2 separate regions of the Homo sapiens genome follow, and region 2 is linked to region 1. A link is a loop called in an ENCODE intact Hi-C map of the cell type or tissue named here. Cell type or tissue: pancreas. All regions are shown on one strand.

Region 1 (2,500 bases):
ATCACTCAGTGTCAGCTGACTAAAAACTAGGCTGCAGAATCTGGAACTGTTCGCAACAACAATTACAGGTTGCAAGATACCATCTATAGATCTGTGACTCCGGAACAGCTAAAACCTGGAAACAGAAAACTTGGTTGAGTCTCAGAATGGGTATGTGAAAAGATACAAGTTAATCTTTAAATAAGCATAATGAGAAAGGATATGCTTTCATATATGAATCCTAATCTTCAAACCCAGCATGCAAAAGCAGGCTTGATTACCCATTTCACAGGTGGGCAAAGGGGCTCAGAGAGGTAAGCTACTCAAGGCCACAAGTGTCAGGCAGAGATTTGAAGCCAGCCCCGTCTGGCCTCAAGGCCCAGCACACCTTGCTGCTAGGGCTGTAGAGGGTGCCAATCTTGGTAAGTGAAGATAAGCTTTTTATAAAATTGTTATAACCTATATGAAGCAGGGAAAAGTTATAATACTGGATGAAACTATCTCAAATTGATTATGCTTTCATTTCATGGAAGGGGTCCTAACATTATATCATGGAAGCTGGGCTGTAACAATAGTTACAGTCATAGATTTTAACAGATGAACTGGCCCATCCCTCAGGCCCAGGACGGAACCCACTTACTCTGTGTAGCATTCCTAACTCTCCCAGCTAGGAGGAAATGTTCCTTCTTCAGTACTTCCTCCTTCACTCACTTAGACTCCAACTCATCTGCCTGGCATCTGCTACTGGAATTAAGTTATTTGCTTAACTAGAAAACATGCTTCCTAAAGAAAGTCTAAGAGATACTTCCTTGCTTACTGAGTGCATCATTTATTTTTTACCAAATGAGCAAGAACTTGTAGCAATTATATAAACTAAGTTGCAATAACTTTAATTGTTAGTTTCCTAACTTTGAAAAAAATTGAAATCCTTAGTTTTCAAATTCACTCTTAGCCCACAAGTTTAAAACATGGGTAGGGCAAAAGAACAAAAAGTTAAAGCTCATTCTGAGTTTTAAATATCAGTTTTAAATGCCAAACGGATGACATTTAAAATGTTAACAAACCAAACTCTCCTCAATTAAAGTATAATCACTTCATGATCTCATTAAGCAAATGAAACAGAAAAACATCAGAATATTTACCAAATGAGAAAGAAAACCAAATTTACTTTTCAATAGAATAATCATCAGTTGGAAGCCTCAAGAATTTCCTGACGGTTTTTCAAACTAAAATGTAATGCCTTCTGAAGTGCTCCTTCTCTGCAGTCACCTTGAACTTTCTGCACTAGTCCTCAAAGAGGTTCTTCAAACTTTTAGCTTTTTGTTAAACACCCCCACCACCTCAACACATTTATGTTTATTTCCGATTAGAGCCTGTCTATATGAGCATTCTGAATCGTAACTGCATATTTAAAAGTCAAACTAGAGCTGAAATGGGGTTTGACGCAATAACCGAGATGATTGGTGATAATAAAAAGTGATACATTAAGACAACGATTTTCCAATATAAAACATCTAAAGCCCCAATAAATTATTTTATGATTTCTGGATTGTATCCCCATTCTAAACTTCATTTTTGAATCCAAAGGATAAGAGGAACAACATACAAAAGAAAATAATAAAACAGATGCCTTTCTGTATCACAACACTGATTCCAAGGATAAAACTGTATCAGCTTACTAACTTTGAATAGCATCTAGGCTGTAAACCCAGAATTGCAGCAACATCAAATATATTTATGTACTTTACACATATATACAACTCCAAAAGCATACATACCCAAAGAGCATTATAAATGGGTTGCAGAGTGACCAATTTAAACTTGTGCAATTAACATATCATCTTGGAAGTAGGGGAAAAAAATACCCACCGACCTCTATTCTCTGCAATACACAGGTCACAATGCCCTGAAGGTGACTCTGGGATACTGTTTTTTGGCACCCATCAGTTATCCTTTTAATTGAGGGAGAAGAGACCCAATAAAAAAATGCCTGACCACTCTGCAAGACATTCAGATTTTAAATGTGCACTATTTTTACAAATGAAAATTAAAATCTCTTAGACTTCTAGTGCTAAAAGGCTAAATTTTATCCTACTAGAATAAAAACCACTATTCTCAGCTGTCAAATCAAGGACAAAGACACATATAAAAGACCAGAATAAAAGTCATTAATACACTACTATCCCTGAGCTGTTGAACCAAGGACAAAGACACATACAAAAGGCTAGTATGTACTTTGCTTTGTGTGTGAAATAGTGTTGCTAGGAAAACTCCAGACACAGTAATCCAAGTCATTTAATGCAGGTTTAAACAAGGGTGAGGTACTTTTATGTTAATCTGAAATTAGGCCAACAAAAACAAAGAATTTTAACTGAGGCGATGTAAGTACTCAGTACAATGCTGAATATACAGCAGACAGAGAAATACCTGTGACAATGAAGTTTAAGGGTAAATACAAGCTTTTAGGATTTAAGTCTTTAAATGGCATTTACCACTAGCATAAGATAAAAATTTTCTTTTC
Region 2 (2,500 bases), 120 kb after region 1:
GATTTAAAGTTTTCTTCTGCAGCCTGGAACCCTGATCTTCCTGCAGAGGTCACAGGGCTCTCCTTCCCCTCAAGACTCCCTCTTTCTTTTGTATTTGGTCAGTGCCGGCAGGCAGGGGCAGAGGACTGGATGGCTTCATCAAAGGCACTAATTTATCAAGTGGGATTTTAATTTAAGAATTCAGGGGGAATGATGGAAATTGGCAATGCCTTAACATTTCATGGATTTTCGGTGGAGCTAGTTTGTCCCTGTTCAAAACAAGCAGTCCCACATGGGGAGGCTCCCCTCCAATAGTAACTCTTTCCGTTTGTCCATTTGTGGCCCTGCCATCTCCAGCAGGCTCCCAAAGCTGTCCCAGGATCAGTCTCCATTACACCTCACCATCTTCAGAAATGTGGCTCTGTGGAGTGCCTCCAAAGCAGGAGCCGGTCCTTCTTTCAGCTGAATTTGCCACCCCTTATTTCTTTATGCAATATCTCACTCTCCTTGATATGGCTTGGTTATGTCCTCACCCAAATCTCATCTTGAATTGTAGTTCCCATAATCCCCGGGGGAAGGATCCGGTGGGAGGTAGTTGAATGATGGGGGCAGTTCTGGTGATAGTGAGTGAGTTCTCACGAGATCTGATGGTTTTATAAGGGGCTTTTCCCCCTTTTGCTCAGCACTTCTTGTTGCTGCCGCCATGTGAAGAAGGATGTACTTGCTTCCCCTTCAGCCATGGTTGTAAGTTTCCTGAGGCCTCCCCAGCCATGCTGAACTGTGTGAGTCAATTAAACCTCTTTCCTTTATAAACTACTCAGTCCCAGTTATGTCTTTATTAGCAGCATGAGAATGGACTACTGCGCTCCAAGTGTCTCTGGAAGACTCAGGCCCAGAGATTCACTGTCCATCTCCAAGGACTCTGCATTGAGTGACTTGTCCTCAGTATTTTTACCCATGAGGGAAATGAAACACCTTCAATGGAGACTGGTCTGGGGTTCCGAAGGGCACCAGGGATTGGGCTGCAAGGGTTCTGCTTCCAGGAGTCCCTGTTTATCTCTCATTTTTGAGTCAGAAAAAGGCCCCTGGGTATCTGTGTGTAGGCTCTACCTTCTCAGGTTTCCCCGTGTCTCTGAAAACATGGCTGCCCATGAGAAGTATTTAAAGAAATGAACTTTACCTATTAACTTATTTAGCTCTCATATGAGACAAGGTGATGTAATCATAATGGCTCTTAATTTCAGAATGCAAGCATAAGACCATATATTTTACACACACACACACACACGCAGAATATATGTATATATGCACACACTCACACTTAAATGATGTGTGTGTGTGTGTGTACTTAGTAAGCACTGAATAAATGCTTACTAGCTAAATGATGAAGCTAGTCCTAACCTGTTTTTGAAGAATTGGCAATTATAGAGAAGATGCATGCAATTTAAAAAATTTTAATGGGGACATAGCTATAGAGATATCAATCTTTTGAGTTTTTTTTTTTTGAGAAATGGAAAGTGTTGGTTGCATAACTCCTTCCACCTGTAATGTGTCTTAACAATTTAATTTTTGGCTTGCAGCAAGTTTGGAAAAGTCCTAGTTATCATGGTTGTGTACTTTAATGTGCTTCCCTCTAGTGATTACTGGGGTAAGGGAAAGTGTTTTGCATGCAGTAGATGCTTAATAAGTATTTGCTGATTAAATAAATGAGTAATATTGGAATAGAGATCAGCAAGCAGTAGGTCATGATGGTTTTATTGTTTCATTCACTCATTCACTTATTTACTTCACACACAAAAAATTGATCTCCTGCTATACACCAGGCATGACTCTAGACACCGGAGGTACATCTGTGAACGAGACAAAATTTTCACCTTTAAGGATGATATTCTAAAAGAGATGGCAGAACATAAATCAACAGGAAAATATCCAGAGATGGTAAGCTATGATGGCACGTAAGCATGGCGAGATTTGAACAAGGGAGGAAAGGCCACTGGGCTGGAGTTGTTGAAAGTTACAGCCTAGGCCAGAAGCACAGTGCTGAAGCCTGAAGAGGGCAGAAAAAAATATCCCAACCACTTGCTTCTGCCCTCTGACCTCCTTCTGATACCTCCCGTTGGATGAATAAAATGTTCAGCCAAAGAGCCTGAGTCTGGATGATGTAGTCCCTAGGGGACGGAGCACAGAGCAGGGCAGAGAAAGACAGAATATGATCAGGGGCATGAGGCTGGGAAATAATTATGTCTAATGAACATTTGTTAAACAACAAAGGATTCTTTTGGCATACAGAATTTTCTTTGCTACTTATATGCAGAATTGTAATGAAATAAAGCATTTTTCAGTTTGGAACTCTGCAAAAAATGGAAACGTTTCATTAATATTGCAGAATAAAACTTGAGAGACAGATTACCACCATTTAGCTTCCTTCCCCCTCTTCCTTTCAGGAATACTCTTCTGCTAATGGGGATTAAGAACAGATGCGTGTATGTCCTCTTTTAGACTCTACATGTGTTCTCTTCTC

What was found. Hi-C counts contacts between places; a loop is a spot of excess contacts. Peaks named below come from ENCODE experiments on the same cell type or tissue, not always from the same donor. Only the 100,000 strongest peaks of a DNase experiment are listed, where the experiment ranks them.
Region 2: a loop joins it to region 1, with 2.4 times the contacts of the local background. A loop is called at or near these places in 18 of 110 quality-filtered maps.

Annotation. Positions count from the first base shown.
Region 1 is chr6:53,523,944-53,526,443 of GRCh38, forward strand. The region is part of intron 1 of GCLC (glutamate-cysteine ligase catalytic subunit); the gene reads right to left. Among named protein-coding and RNA genes, the nearest start is that of GCLC, 20 kb to the right of the region's middle. In pancreas, no CTCF peak of the experiment used is centred here; no DNase peak of the experiment used is centred here; H3K27ac peaks cover 990 bases.
Region 2 is chr6:53,643,963-53,646,462 of GRCh38, forward strand. No RefSeq gene overlaps it. Among named protein-coding and RNA genes, the nearest start is that of LINC01564, 17 kb to the left of the region's middle. In pancreas, no CTCF peak of the experiment used is centred here; no DNase peak of the experiment used is centred here.